Regions from separate parts of the Homo sapiens genome. Here region 2 is linked to region 1. A link is a loop called in an ENCODE intact Hi-C map of the cell type or tissue named here. Cell type or tissue: dorsolateral prefrontal cortex. All regions are shown on one strand.

The links. A loop is a pair of places that touch in the nucleus more often than their neighbours do. Peaks named below come from ENCODE experiments on the same cell type or tissue, not always from the same donor. Only the 100,000 strongest peaks of a DNase experiment are listed, where the experiment ranks them.
Region 2: it touches region 1 in a loop (7-fold over the local background); 16 of 110 quality-filtered maps call a loop at or near these places.

Annotation. Positions count from the first base shown.
Region 1 is chr19:30,665,474-30,673,473 of GRCh38, forward strand. It overlaps ZNF536-AS1 (ZNF536 antisense RNA 1), which reads right to left and starts at 4,733. Exons shown (of 2, transcript XR_007067216.1): 1 at 3,108-4,733; 2 at 1-287. It also overlaps a transcript of ZNF536 not described here. In dorsolateral prefrontal cortex, CTCF peaks have their summits at 1,026 (motif pointing right), 1,239, 4,153 (motif pointing right) and 4,362; DNase peaks (open chromatin) are centred at 1,008, 4,148 and 6,398; H3K4me3 peaks cover 1,300 bases; H3K27ac peaks cover 292 bases; H3K27me3 peaks cover 620 bases.
Region 2 is chr19:32,566,723-32,574,722 of GRCh38, forward strand. No RefSeq gene overlaps it. Among named protein-coding and RNA genes, the nearest start is that of PDCD5, 10 kb to the right of the region's middle. In dorsolateral prefrontal cortex, CTCF peaks have their summits at 3,676 (motif pointing left) and 3,876; DNase peaks (open chromatin) are centred at 3,417 and 3,709; H3K4me3 peaks cover 548 bases; H3K27me3 peaks cover 667 bases.

The sequences.
Region 1 (8,000 bases):
GCTTAGCTCAGCTCAGTTGAGAGATCCATGGCCCTGTGGGCTGAGGAGGGCCTGCCTGGGATTGAAGTTTCACAGGAAAATCACCTTTGCTGCATTTCCTGAAAGTGGCTCCTGAAGATCCTGGTCACTCAAAGGCCATGTGACTGGCCCAGGAGGGTCTGGTGCTGGGTAAATTCTGTTTCGAAACCATCTGGAGATCCTTGCTTCTGCCAAAAAGACACCCTTTCCATGTCCATTCCAGGCTCGAGGGAACAAGCCAGGTTTCCCTTTTGCTGGACAAAGTGCTCCTAGAAAACAGGTTAAGGGGATCAGCAGCAGCGTGGAGAGATTTGGGGTTTGGGTATTTGGGGGGCCCTAGGCAGCAGGCACAGTCACTAGGGGATCAGAGGACTGAGAGGAAAGGAGGGGTCACTGTCTGGAGACATTGCACATTCTGGTGCACTGCATGGACAGGTGATTCCTGGTGTGTCTGGGATTCCTGTGGTGGCCCCTTTTGGGAGACTTTATTTGGGATCCTGGGGTCCAGGCTGGGGCCCCTGCAGCCCCAAAGGGCTCTGAGGAGGGACCCTCGATACATCTCACCTAGGTACCCATGAAGATGGGACTACACCAAGTTTGTTGCTTTAGGGTTGATCTAGACAGAAGGTGCCTATCTGCAGACATGCCACAGACATGCGTGTGCATGCTCGCTTGCTGATCACGGCTCACCTGGTCTCCCAGGAGGTTCTGAGCTTAGGCCCAGCCCTCCCAGCAGCAGGTGCACTGCCTCCCAGTCTCCCATCACTCAGGATGCTTGAGCTGCTTCTCATCTTTGATGAGGTGGCTCAGGCCCTGCTGCTGGGTTCCTTCTCACATCAGAAGCTGGCCGGGTCCGACACGTTCCCTCCTGTCCGCTCTTCTTTTCTCCCTCCCTTTCCCTGCCTCCTCCCTCCCTTCCACTCCCTCCTCTCTTTTCTCCCCTCTCCTCCCATCCTCTGCTGGGGATCCCGGCAGGCACTGGCTGCACTCACGTCCTTCCACCAGTAGATGGCGGCCTCTGCACAGAAGTGGAACCCACATTTCTATTACTGTTTAGGCTTTGAGAGGGGGCTTTCTGAGCCTCAAGGTGGGGTGTTCTAGGAACAGCTCCGGGCTCTGGGGGTAGCAGAATCCTCAGAAGCCCACACATGGGGTAAGGCGGGAGCTGGAAACCTCGCGGATCTAGTTTCCCTTGCCTCAGAGCTGGGACCCAGAAATACCTTTTAATTGCTTTATTTGTTTTCTCTGTGTGTATATATATAATATAAATATACACACAAAATATATATATTCAAAAATATATATGTAAAATATATGTATGTGTATATATGTGTGTGTGTGTATATATATATATATATGTATGTATGTATGTATGCATATTTTAAAAGACTTATTCACATTGAAAATCCAGGATATTTTACAGAGCATATCAGGCAATTTCTGGAAAAGTCAGAAGTTGTGGTAACCCTGGGCTCATGTCTCCTGGGCCACAGGGGAAGGTGCTGAGTATCGCCTGACCCTTGGGGCAGCTGTTCTCAGGCCTACCTTGGTGTAAGCTCTTGCCCTACCCAATTTTCCCAGGAATGCAAACTGTGCTGTAAGCTGGGCCCTCTTGTCTAAACTAACCTCGTTAGCATCTCGCAGTAGCACAGCACCGAGGACTAATGACTGAACACATGCTGTGTGCTGTAGACCTCCCGAGCACCAGGTACTGTCTCCATCTGAATTCATTTACACGCCTGAACAGGTGTAATTATCCCCAGCTTACAGAAGGGGAAACTGAGGCTCAGAGGAGCAATCGCCTGTCCCAGTAGCAGAACAGGGGTGACTTGCACACAGGCTTGCCTGGTGGAAAAGCTGGGTTAGTGCCTGGTTGGCCCTTGGGTGCAGGGAGGGGGCACCTGCACCCTCCCACGCTATCAGCCTCTCCCTCTGTGTGCGTTAGCTGCTTTCTGTGTCCATCCGGGAGGCCTCCCCCATGCCGAAGCTGCCTGTGAGTGGGAAGGTGGGTGGTTAGGAGACCTGAAATGCCGAAGTGTCCCCAATGGCCTGGATCAAGGTTAATTGAAGGGACTGACCATGACTGTGTATAAAACAATGTCAGAAGACTCTCTCAGCTAGAGTTTTTTCTAGCTTTTTTTTTTTTTTTAATTAATGAGAAGTGAGGTAATCTCACCTTTTCAGATTCCCAGAGTAAATGAAGACCTACCTGCTCTGGAAGCCCAGAGCATGTCAGGTTGTCTTGGATATAGAGTACATGAACAGCTCCCAGCCTATTTACTACAGTACTAGATAACAATAGCAGAGCAGTAGTGTTAGTATACACTCAGCATGTCCTGAGTGCTTGCAATGTGCTAAGAACTATGCTGTGAAGGTCAAACCCTATAAGGTATACATTGTTATTAGCCTCATTTCATCGATGGGGAAACGCAGGCTCAGAGAGGTTAAGTAACTTGTCTAAGGTCACACAGCTGGTAATTGGCAGGGCTAGATTTGAAGCCAGGTCCTCAGGGCACTATCCTTTCAAGGAATTCTATCGAAATGGCATGTAATTGGCTCTAAAATAACTGGAGTGCCCTTCAGAAGTGCTAACTGCTCCAAGTTATCTGGATTCTTCTTGGATGTTAAATGTAATATTAGAAAAAAAATTTTTAGTTCATGATGATGGTCTTGGCCACATTTTCTCTCTCTCCAGGAAATAAATTTTTGCAAAATTAAGATATTTATTTGCCCTGGAGACTCTACACCATGTAGAGATTCCACAGTGGGGGCTCCTGACCTTGAGTTTGAGGGGAGGGGGTGTGATTGACTTTCTTTTGCTTGCTAGGACAGGTCCTGCATCCCTGGGCCAATCAGGGGCCCCTTCTAGAATTTTCTGCCTAATACACTGCTAACCCTGTCCCAGGCCAGGCTACAGTTGCTTCCTGGTGTGTCTGAGTTTTTGTGTGGGGGCGCCTTCTGGGAGCTTAAAAGCTCAGGATCTTGGCGGCCAATTTGAGGGTCCCTGCAGTCCCAAAGGACACTGAGGAGGGACCCTTGTTATGCCTCTCCCAGGTACCCGTGAAGATGGAGCCACCAAAGTTTGTTACCTTAGAGTTGACCCAGATCTGTGGTGAGGGGAAGTCGGCTCCAGCCTCTGCGCTGCCTCTCTCTGCTGATGGCTCCCTGGGGGCTCGGTGTAGGTCTCCTCTATAAGGCGGGTCATATTTGCCACACCCACTTCGAGGCCATGTGAAGGGGCCGCGTGGGAGGTGCCCAGTTCTTGGCTGGTGGAAAAGTCGTTTGTTGCTGTGATCACAGGAGCTCCCAACTCATTCCACCTTCTCTAAGCCAGCTCCGATTCCTGAGGACCACCTGTGTGCCCAAGCCTGGTTGGGGCGTTTCTGGTTAATTAGGAAAGGGATCCCATACCCCAAATGCCCAGAAGAAGGAGCCAGAGGTTTAGAAGGGCCAGGCCACGGAGGAGCAGCTCAGCGAGGGTGGTCTCTGAGTGGGCAGCGGGGGCAAGGGTTGTCGGGGGACCCCCTCACACGCCTGGGTGCATTGTGCTCATGGTGGCCCCTGCCCCTGGAACTATGAATGTGGCAGTCCTGGAGGCTTCCTAGAGCCCAGCTAGATCATTCCTGGAGGGAAGGGGACAGCAGGAGCAATTGTCCCAATGCCACAGTGGGGCGATGCACAGGCGGCTGGCGCTCCCTGTCTGTTTTTGGAGAGGAAATGACACGACCTGCAGCTGGGTAGACTGCCTCTTGTCTGGTCGGGTCTCCTCCATTTCTGTTCCTCACGCGCTTCCCTAAACTGGGCATCTGGCAGGCTCAGCCGGGCAGACGTGTTCCAAGGACCACTGGCATTTGTGATGGCTGAGTCCTGTGCCTGCGGGAGGGGCGGCCCCCATCCCTCACACACTCCCTTTAGGCGGTGCCTGGCCGTGGTCAGCTTCCCCGGGGACTCAGCCTCGGTGTCCAGCCTGATGAAGAAAGAAGGGACAGGCTCCTGGAGAGTAGGGGACTGCCAGGCCACTTCCGCAGGCAGGCGGAGGGGTCCCTTGGCCTCCCTGTCCTCAGCCCCGGAGAATCCCACTCTCCTGCTGCGGGGACCTGAACTTCGGGAATCCCGAGATGGCCGCAAGAGGGCGCCCGATCCTCGCAGAAGGACAAGGCTCCACTTTCCCTAAAACCTGAAAGAAGCTTGCAGGGGGGCTGCGTGGGGTAGAGGGCACCAACTGACAAACACCCAATTTTGCTGTCTCTCAGGGTGTTCGGAGCAAGTATGGAAATAAAAACTGTTCCTATTGTTGGAAAAAATTAAAGGAGAAAAGACCTCAGGTTAACCGCTTTGTTCAATGACGTATTCATTGTGGCAATGTGCACGAATAGAGCGTCTGCTGAGTGCTAGGCTGGAGGAGTTCTATGAACTAGGGCGGACTGGATTGTTCCTGCTTCTACAGGAGGGAAGAGAACGAAGTGGGCAAAAGAGCTGAGCCCAGAGTCACACAGACTCACGCCTGCATCTGCCTCTCTCCAAAGCAGCTTTTCCCTTTCCCCTCATCCTGCCCAGGTGGGAGAGGGCGGGCCCGGGACTCACGGGCTTCTTAGCCTCTGGCGCAGCATGGCGTCTTGTGGCTAGGTGCCAGAAGCTGGCGGAAGGAGGGGTACGTGGGAGGCTTAGTGCAATGGGGGAACGAATTCCTGAGGCTCCTCTCTCCTCCCCATCCCGCCCATCCCTAGGGCCCAGCCTCAGGCTTCCTCTGAGACTCCTCCCCTCCTGCGCCGCTTCTCATTCGCTTAGTGCACTGGGATCAGCATGCCTGAGTTCGAATCCCGTCTTTTGCCCTCATTCGCTGAGTGGCCTTGGAAAACTGTGGCATTCATTTGGGCTGGGTGTTCTGCCTGTGAAATCCGTGGTCACGATGACTGCACCTGTGTAGGACGATCCTATAGATCAGATGAGAAAATCCATGCCAGGAAGGCTGTCTGTGGGATGCCCGGCCCATGGCAAGCACCTACTCAACACGGGCTGTTAATATAGTCCTTGTCATCGTTGTCTTCTCGGCCTTGCCAGGTTGGACACTGAGCTCCCCCGCAGACGGGTCTCGGGGAATGAACTGTTCACTACGAAGTCCAAAGAGAGTTTCATTTGGTTTTGTTGGGGGAGGCATTTCCCAGGCTCTTCCTCGTGGAGTCTGAGAACAGAGACAGAGGCCTTCCTTCCCCAGAGACGCCTTTCCGGACTGGCCCCTTGGTGCCTCTGTTGCCCACGCCCTTCAGGCAGGTTCTGAAGGCAGGAGCCATTCCCGGGTCCATCCCTTCAGCCCGGGAGCCTGGCTCTCTGCTGTATCCCTGCCAGGCTGTAACAGCGAGAGCACAGAGAAGGTACTCTGTCCACTCTATCAAATGGATGAATGATTGCCCATTTCATGGCCAAGAACATTCTGCTGCTCTATCCAGGCTCCTCTCCCCACCCCATTCTGCCCATCCCTAGGGCCCAGCCTCAGGCTTCCCCTGAGACTCCTCCCCTCCCCTTCTCTTTCTCATTCAATCATTCTTTCATTTTCCCGTTCACTCAATGCACGCACGTGCTTCTGCATGTGAGGCTCACCACAAGCCCTAGAGGAACAAGGATGAATGCATCATTATCCTATCTGCCAGAGGATCGCCATGGTGCAGGCCCACAGGTACCTAGGGGGTATAACTCAGCATGGGTGTTGCCCTTAGGCAAATCATCAATGACCCATGTTCAGGCTTGACATTGGGGAAGGGGTCATGTGTCCAGTCTGAAATCTGGAGGAAATTGTTAGGTGCCCGTGACATAGTTGGGGGCTTCCCAGCCAAAGGAGTAGCATGTGATGATCACTGGAAAGGTTGGCCCAGCCGGGGAGCTGAAGGGTCTGTCCTAGAGCAAATGCAGAGGGTGTGGAAGCAGTGACCAGGGACAGGCCTGGAGAGAGACTGTGGCCAGGTCACGGAGGCCTTGTCAACTCAGCAGAGATGATGGCGGCTTCATCCAAGTGACTCTGGGGCTTCAGGGGTGCAGAGCAGGAAGAACTGAGGGAGAAGGAGAAGGGGAAGCGGGGCAGGGGTGGAGGCCCCAGGTGCTGAGAGGGCACAGCCTCACTGGAGGGAGGTGGCTCTTCCTCAGTGACCAGAGGTGAGGAGGAGGCGGGCAGTCTGCAGTGACATGGGGATATGTCTAACTAGTGTTTATAGCACCTGCGCTATCTCAGGAAGCACTAGGTATAAATAGATACTCAGCAGACATTTGTTCAGTGACGAACAAACAGCCTCAACTTGGGTGGTTGCAATTTCAAAATGCATTCTTCCGACCCTGGGAGGCTGCCAAGATCCTTGCTTGGCAAGATCCCTGAGAATGTCCTTCTAGTCCTGGTACAGCTGGAAGGATCTCTGGGAGGGTCTGTGGCCATTGGACTTGAGGCATCAAGACAGGCCCATCATCTACCCAGGAGTTCTTTTCTCAGTAGGACTTTACGGAGCGTGGTCACCGCCCTGGGACCCGGCCCACTCAGCCAAGGCTATGTCACTCACTGGGGCCGTCCAGGCCTTCACTTGGGTCACCCGATTCCCATCTCAACGTTTCTTTTTCCTTGCTATAATATTTTATTCAAAACAAGATAGATTACTTGGCCAGAGAAACTGAACCCAGACAGACAGAAAATAGCTTCCCCTTTTATTCTGCAATTCAGAACTTCTTACAAATGATCTGCCAGTTGGGGTGCCCCATCCCCTGGAGGAGTCTGTGTGTGCAGAGGGGCCATAATTGTGCTGATGTTATAGAGACTTAAGTGACCACCCCAGGGCTGCCGTTGCTCAGGTGTGTTTCTGGCATTCCCAAGTTGGTACCCTTACATGCAATATTTTACATTAGAATGCATGCGTTTGAAATAGCGAATTGGTGAACATGTAAACCAGATGCTAAGAGGGCTTTGAGAGCTAGCCTGGGCACCCAATTACAAAAGGGGCATTATTTCCACAGCAAAGCATATTTCAGGGTCCATACAGCAAACAAGGTCAAATCTGAAAGATGGGGTCTGCAAACCTCCATCTTCTTTGTAGTGATGTTTTAATCCCATTCCTCTCCAATCCTAGCTCAAGAATCTGTTAGTAAGAGCATGGGGGAGAATGATGAGAAGCCTGGTTTAAAAAACAAACACATCAAATTCTCTGCTACCACTTATGAGTTCTGTGACTTTAGTCCTTTGCTTGGAATCTTCCAGAATCATACCCTAAGATAAGGATTTAGGCACAGGCAGTTTTTTGGGAGGAGGGAGAGAAGATCCCAGGAAGTACAAGGAGGGAGTGGGGGGAGCAGATGTAGGCGTGTTTTGAAGCAGGTGATCCCTGTGGGAAATGGAGTCTTATTCCTGCTGGGACCCTCCGAGGAACTATGTGGACAACCTCAAGAAAGCTGCGGTGTTTATAAGCCAGCCCCTATCCTGTCTTGGTTGAGTGTATTCCTGGGGTGTTCACCCTTTGGCCCTTTAATCCAATAAGAGCCCATGACTGGAGAACCCCCTTGGCCAGAAAGCCCCATATGCTTTGGCATATGTGGAAACAGCCTGCAGGAGATGGCCCAGGGGAATGGGTGAGGACTCCAGTGCCCCTGTCACATGAGAATCGAGCCTCTCCGAGCCTCCGTTTCCTCATCTGCACTGTCAGCTGTTCCAGCCCGCCTAGGACCCTTCCAGGGTGATCTGTATGATCTGTGTGACCTATGAGACATGAAATAGTGACAGATCTGAGCAGAAGCCAAGCACAGCGCCTGGCCCTTCAGGGGCACACATGACATCACTGTTGTTTCATCACTTTTCTGCTTGGTCTTCCTCTGCCTAGATTCCAATATGAATTTTTTCAGTTCATCTTCAAATCTCTGCTCTCCTCTCCCTGGGGGAAATCTTCATTGCTCCACGCTGGGGTCCTGAACCCACTGAAAACATTCTCTCTGTGTCTGAGAAGCTGACTCAGATT
Region 2 (8,000 bases), 1.9 Mb after region 1:
CACCACATATACCACTTTTGCTGTATCCATATACCATCCTATTCTACCCAGAGGATTTTTACCCTCACTGTGTGCTGGATCCAATTCCTACTGGATTGCAAGAATCAATTGTTAAAATTTCAGAAAATGTGCAAGCTGTATTTTGTTTTGTTTTGTTTTGTTTTGTTTTAATTTTTGAGACAAGGTCTCACTCTGTCACCCACACTGGAGTGCAGTGGCGCAACCTCAGCTCACTGCAACCTCCACCTTCTGGGCTCTAGTTATTCTCCTACCTCAGCCTCCTGAGTAGCTGGGACTACAGGTGCATGCCACCATGCCTAGCTAATGTTTTGTATTTTGGTAGAGATGGGGTTTTGCTATGTTGCTCAGGCTGGTCTTGAGCTCCTGAGCTCAAGCAATCCACCCGCCTCAGCCTCCCAAAGTGCTGGGATTACAGGCATGAGCCATAGCACCTGGCCCATAAGCTGGTTTTTAAACGTAGTCATTATTAAAAAAAAAAAAAAGAGAGAGCTTATAATTAAGTATTGTGTTAAAATATGAAGGTACTAAATACCTAAAGCATCATTCCTATTTTACTGTGTTCTACTCCCACATTTGCTCTGATGTTACTTACATCTGTTCTGCCCCTATGGTGGGAATACAATATAATGACGTGCTACTGTGCCCAACTCAGCTCCCTGTTCAGTGACCTCACGTCGGCAACCTGAAATTGGCCATGGTGGAAGAATTTACACCACAGAAAGCAGCAAATGTGACAAATCAGGGTTTCTTTTGTTTTGTTTTGTTTGTTCCAAGAAACTTTGTTACGCATTTCCCAACGCACTGCCAGATATTGGCATATCCCTTGTGGGATATGTGGAGTGGGATGAATAGCAGTTAGTCTGGTGAATAGCAGGAGACCTTCCCAGCAGAGTGGATGGTCTGCACAGACACTTGGAGGTAGCAAAAGGCATGAGCCAGGGCCAGCCTGAGACTGTTAAGAGGACCTGGGTACTGCCCAGGTGTCAAAGAAAATGAGGACCGAGGGCAGGCGCCATGGTCCGTACCTATAATCCCAACACTTTGGGAGGTCGAGGTGGGAGGATCGCTTGAGGCCAGGAGTTCGAGACCAGCCTGGGCAACAAAGCGAGACCCCCATCTCTACAAAAGTTAAAATAGGTCACAGTGGCTCACACCTGTAATCCCAGCACTTTAAGAGGCTGAGGTGGAAGGATCACTTGAGGCCAGAAGTTCAAGACAAGCCTGGGTAACACAGCAAGACCCCATCTCTAAAAAGTAAAAATATCTCTTGAATGAATGAGTGAGTGAGTAATGTTACTAGATGAGACCAAAGAATCGCCTTCTCAGGATGTTTTTTGTTTTTTTGTTTGTTTGTTTTGGTTTGGTTTGGTTTGGTTTTTTTGAGATGGAGTCTCGGTCTGTCACCCACGCTAGAGTGCAGTGGCACGATCTCAGCTCACTGCAACCTCTGCCTCCTGGGTTCACGCCATTCTCCTGCCTCAGCCCCCCGAGTATCTGAGACTACAGGCGCCCGCCACCATGCCCGGCTAATTTTTTGTATTTTTAGTAGAAACAGGGTTTCACCATATTAGCCAGGATGGTCTCGATCTCCTGACCTCATGATCCGCCCGCCTCAGCCTCCCAAAGTGCTGGGATTACAGGCATGAGCCACCGCGCCCGGCCAGGATGTTTTTAAGGACAGGTGAAAGTCCTCCTAATTTTATTTGAGGAGAGGAAGGTCTTCCTCATCTCCTTTGAGGTTGGTTCTCTTTGGATGAGGCAGGTGGAGGCTACGATGAAATTTCATCTTGGCCCCCAATCATACAGGACCCCTGTCGGCATCAAGTTCCCCAGAATTAAGACCCAGAACTGAGAGTTATCCCAAGGCCCATGGGGTCATAAACAGCCAGGAATGAAAAAAAATTTATTGGTGCCAAACTGTAGAGAAAAAAAATGCAAAGTCAAGATGAATACACTTGATGAAACTCAAATTGAAGCCCTTGTGTTATCATTTATTATTTATATATATGCATTATATTGGATGTGGAATGGGGTGCATTTCTGTATATTTAACGTTTTATGTAATGGGTGCTCCAAAACTAAAGGAGCCCAGGAGGCTCTTAAAATAGCCCGCTTCCTGTTAGCCAGCAAACTTTCATGTCTTTTCCTTTCTTTTCTTTTCTTTTTTTTTTTTTTCTGAGACAGGATGTCACTCTGTCTCCCAGGCTGGTGTGCAGTGGCACAATCATAGCTCACTGCAGCCTTGAACTCCTGGGCACACCACAATTCCTGGCTTATTTTTTAATTTTTTTGCAGAGACGGGGGGGGTGGGTCTCATTATGTTGCCTAGGCTGGTCTCGAACTCTTGGCTTCAAGCAATCCTGTCATTTCAGCCTCCCAAGTAGCTGGGACTACAGATGCAAGCCACTGCCCAGCTTATTTATTATTGTGACAGAGTCTCACTCTGTTGCTCAGGCTGGAGAGCAGAGGCATGATCATAGCCACTGCAGCCTCAACCTCTTGGGCTCAAGGGATCCTCCTGCCTCAGCCTCCTTGAATAGCTGGGACTACAGGCACATACCACCATGCCTAATTTTTTTTTATTTTTTTGTGCAGACAAGGGTCTCTCTATGTTGCCCAGGCTGGTCTTGAACTCTTGGCCTCAAGCAATCCTCCTGCTTCAGCCCCCTAAGTGCTGGGATTACAGGTGCGAGCCACCATGCACAGCCAGTCTGTGGCTTTCTAGCCATGACAAGGAAGTCCTGACGAGATAATATAGCCATCTCCTCACCCTCCTGTATGGCCATCTCATGGTGAAGAAAGCTGTTATCCCAGCAAGTGGCCACAAAAGCTTGGACGGAGCTCCTTCTCAAGTAAAAGACTATAACTAGTTTTCAATGAGAAGCTTTCTTTTTCTTTTTCTTTTCTTTTTTTTTTTTTTTTTTTTGAGACAGAGTCTTGCTCTGTCACCCAGGCTGGAGTGTACAGTGGCGCGCGATCTTGGCTCACTGCAACCTCCCCCCTTCCAGTTTCAAGTGATCCTCCTGCCTCAGCCTCCCGAGTAGCTGGGACTACAGGCACCCACCACCACACTCTGCTATTTTTGTATTTTTTTTAGTAGAGATGGGGTTTCACCATGTTGGCCAGGCTGGTCTCGAACTCCTGATCTCAGGTGATCCGCCCCCCTCGGCCTCCCAAAGAGCTGGGATTATAAGCATGAGCCACTGCACCCGGCCAGATTTATTTTTTAATGGACCACACTCTGCTTCTGCTCCTTGCATTTCAGTGAGTTCCACGGCACCGTTTCCATGATATCACGACTGATCCATGCAGGATCACGGCTAATAAATGGCTCTAAAACAACCTGTGAAGACATAACCATTAAGTGTGCCAGGTACCAATCTGCAATTCCACATGCTGCACATACAGCTCTGAAGCGCACGCTCCCCACAAGCCCGCCGTGGCTTTCTCAGAGGATCGGGCATATGGAACCATAATGGAGCATAAATTTACAGCAACAGAGATGGACGAGGGAGATTAAAGCTTCATCTGTAAGGACATACTGCATGGCAAAAAAAAAAAAAAGAAAAAAGAAAGAAAGAAAAAAGAAAACAACAGTTATTGTAGTTTCTGCTTTGTAGTATAATGAGAAACTCAGTCGCTTTTGATAGAGTGTGGGCTCCCTCTGCTGCTTGCAGGAGACACCAGGACTCCGGGCATTTGGGGTTCCTTGGAGATCAGCGCAGAGGAGGTGGCCTGAAGTGGGAAGAGAAAGATGGGGCTGAGCGTTGCAGACGGACCGACTGGTTCTGCAGGCTCTGACCCTGTGGGCTTCTCAGAGTAATTATGCTGCTGCTGCACCAAGAAGCAAGAAATGGAAATAACAGAAAAACGCAAAGAAACTGTAAGATGCACTGGCCAGATCACCTGTGTGCACAGAGGAATGCATCACGGAAGCAATGCAGCCTGCCCAGAGCAGCTTCTCCTTCCCTCCCTCCCTCCCTTCCTGTTTAAATTTTTGCAGAGATGGGGTCTCGTTATGTTGCCCAGGCTGGTCTGGAACTCCTGGCTTAAAGCAATCCTCCCGCCTCAGCCTCTCGAGTAGCTGGGACTACAAGTGCAAGCCACTGCTCTTCCTTCCTTCCTTCCTTCCTTCTTTCCCTTCCTCCCTTCCTTTCTTCTCCTTTCGTCCCTCCCTCCCTTCCTTCCTTTTCCCTCCATCCCTGCCTCCCTCCTTCCCTCCCTTCCTACCTACCAACCTTCCTTCCTTCCTCCTTCCTTGTTTCCTCCCTCCTTCCCTCCCTCCCTCATTCATTTCCCAGTCACAAGGTAGGACTGCACTTCCCCACCCGCTTTGATGTTAGGCATAGTCACATGATTCACTTTGGCCAACACAATATAAAGAAAAATGATGGGTATCATCTCTGGCTGGAAACTTAAAGGGACAGGTCGGGTGCGGTGGCTCATGGCTGTAATCCTAGCACTTTGGGAGGCCAAGGCGGGTGGATGACTTGAGGTCAGGAGTTCGAGACCAGCCTGGCCAACATGGTGAAACCCCATCTCTACTAAAAATACAAAAATTAGCTGGGTGCAGTGACACGTGCCTGTAATCCCAGCTACTCAGGAGGCTGAGGCAGGAGAATCGCTTGAACCCAGGAGGCAGAGGATGCAGTGAGCTGAGATTGAGAGGTGACAGCATGCTGGCAGTCCTCAGAGCCCTCGCTTGCTCTCGGAGCCTCCTCTGCCTGGGTTCCCACTTTGGCGGCACTTGAGGGGCCCTTCGGCCCGCCGCTGCACTGTGAGAGCCCCTTTCTGGGCTGGCCAAGGCCAGAGCCAGCTCCCTCAGTTTGCAGGGAGGTGTGGAGGGAGAGGCGCGAGCAGGAACCGGGGCTGCGCGCAGCGCTTGCGGGCCAGCTGGAGTTCTGGGTGGGCGTGGGCTTGGCGGGCCCCGCACTCGGAGCAGCCGGCCAGCCCTGCCGGCCCCGGGCAATGAGGGACTTAGCACCCGGGCCAGTGGCTGCGGAGGGTGTACTGGGTCCCCCAGCAGTGCCGGCCCACCGGCGCGGTGCTCGGGACCTGCAGTCTTAGCTGCCTTCCCACGGGGCAGGGCTCGGGACCTGCAGCCTGCCATGTCTGAGCCTCCCACCCCCTCCATGGGCTCCTGTGAGCCCGAGTCTCCCGGACGAGCACCACCCACTGCTCCAGGGCGCCCAGTCCCATCGACCACCCAAGGGCTGAGGAATGTGAGCGCACAGCGCAGGACTGGCAGGCAGCTCCACCTGCAGCCCCGGTGAGGGATCCACTGGGTGAAGCCAGCTGGGCTCCTGAGTCTGGTGGGGACGTGGAGAGTCTTTATATCTAGCTCAGGGATTGTAAATACACCAATCAGCACCCTGTGTTTAGCTCAAGGTTTGTGAGTGCACCAATCGACACTCTGTATCTGGCTGCTCTGGTGAGGACGTGGAGAACTTTTATGTCTAGCTCAGGGATTGTAAATACACCAATCGGCACTCTGTATCTAGCTCAAGGTTTGTAAACACACCAATCAGCACCCTGTGTTTAGCTCAAGGATTGTAAATACACCAATCGGCACTCTGTATCTAGCTCAAGGTTTGTAAACACACCAATCAGCACCCTGTGTTTAGCTCAAGGATTGTAAATACACCAATCGGCACTCTGTATCTAGCTCAAGGTTTGTAAACACACCAATCAGCACCCTGTGTTTAGCTCAAGGTTTGTGAATGCACCAATCGACACTCTGTATCTAGCTGCTCTGGTGGGGCCTTGGAGAACCTGTGTGTTGAAACTCTGTATCTAACTAATCTGATGGGGACGTGGAGAACCTTTGTATCTAGCTCAGGGATTGTAAACGCACCAATCAGCGCCCTGACAAAACAGGCCAGTCAGCTCTACCAATCAGCAGGATGTGGGTGGGGCCAGATAAGAGAATAAAAGCAGGCTGCCCGAGCCAGCATTGGCAACCCGCTGGAGTCCCCTTCCACAGTGTGGAAGCTTTGTTCTTTTGCTCTTTGCAATAAATTTTGCTACTGCTCACTCTTTGGGTTCACGCTGCTTTTATGAGCTGTAACACTCACCGCGAAGATCTGCAGCTTCACTCCTGAGCCTGGCGAGACCACGAGCCCACGGGGAGGAATGAACAACTCCAGACTCACTGCCTTAAGAGCTGTAACACATACCGCAAAGGTCTGCAGCTTCACTCCTGAGCCAGCGAGACCACAAACCCACCAGAAGGAAGAAACTCCGAACACATCTGAACATCAGAAGAGACAGACTCCAGACGCGCCACCTTAAGAGCTGTAACACTCACCGCGAGGGTCCGCGGCTTCATTCTTGAAGTCAGTGAGACCAAGAACCCACCAATTCCGGACACAAGATCACACCACTGCACTCCAGCCTGGGTGACAGACAAGATTCCGTCTCCAATTAAAAAAAAAAAAATTTAAAGGGACAGTGTGCAGTTCACTAGGTTATCTCTTCCCTGGTACTTGGTAGCATTGAGATGACAGCTGCTCTGTCAGCCTAGGTCTCAGAGTGAGAAAATGAGGTAGGAGGCAGAACAGACTCCAGAGTCGGGGCTTGGACACCAGACCAGATTGAAGACTAGCTAAAACAGGGATGTGCTGGAAGCTCCTTTCCATAAGACACGTCCACCAGTGCGTCATGTCAGTTTACCACTTCCATGGCAACACCCAAAAATTACTGCCCCTTTCCATGGCAATGACCCAACAACCTGGAAGTTACCACCCCTTTTCTAGAAATTTCTGCATAATCTGCCCCTTGATTTACATATAATTAAAAGTGAGTCTAAATGTGGCTGCAGCACTGCTTCTGAGCTGCTCCTCCAGGCACACTGCCTGTGGGGTGGTCCTGCTCCGCAAGGAACGGCCCCTCTGCTGCTGCTGCTGTGCATGAGTGCTTCAAGAGAAGTTGCTATCCGACACCACCAGCTTGTCCTGGAATTCTCTCCTGGGCAAAGCCAAGAAACCCTCCCAGGCTTAGCCCCAATTCTGGGGCCTGTCCTGCTAAGGAAGAAGGGAGGGTGAAAGAAAGAAAGAAATGTGTAATTAGTTTGTTAGGGATGCCATATAAAACTACCACAAACTGAGTGGCTTAGAACAAAAGAAAATTGCTGGCCATGCAGAAAGAAGTACTGCAGTAGCTGATGATAATAATTTTCCTTTCTGAAAATATCAGGCTGGGCATGCTGGCTTGTGCCTGTAATCCCAGCAGGGATTTGGGAGGGATTCGGGAGGCCAAAGTGGGAGGAAGGTTTGAGGCCAGGAGTTTGAGAGCAGCCTGGGCAACACGGCAAGACCCCATCTCTGCAAAATGTTTAGAGAGCTGGACATGATGGTGCGCACCTGTAGTCCCAACTCCTAGGGAGGCCAAGGCAGGAGGATCACTTGAGCCCAGGAGTTTAGAGTTCAGCCTTGGCAACAGAGTGAGACCCCATCTTTTTTAAAAAAAAAATATTGTCTCACAGTTCTGGAGGCTGGAAGTGTGGTATCAAGGTGTCAGCGGGGCCATACTCCCTCTGAAACCTGTAGGAAGAGGCTCCTTCCCCATCTCTTCCTAGCTACTTGTGGTTTGCTGGTAATCTCTGGCACTCCTTGGCTTATAGATACATCATTCCAATCATGTTCATCTTCCCCTGTGCATGTCTGTCTCTGCATCCAAATTTTCCCAATTTCCCTCCCTCCCCTCATCCCCCACCTTTCTTTCTTTTTTTTTTTTTTTTTTTTGGTCTGAGACACAGTCTCACTCTGTTGCCCAGGCTAGAGTGCAGTGGCACAATCTTGGCTCACTGCAACCTCTGCCTCCTGAGTTCAAGTGAATCTCCTGCCTCAGTCTCCCGAGTAGTTGGGATTACAGGTGTGCGCCACTATGCCTGGCTAATTTTTGTATTTTTAGTAGAAACAGGGTTTCACCATGTTGGCCAGGCTGGTCTCGAACTCCTGACCTCAGGTGATCCGCCCTCC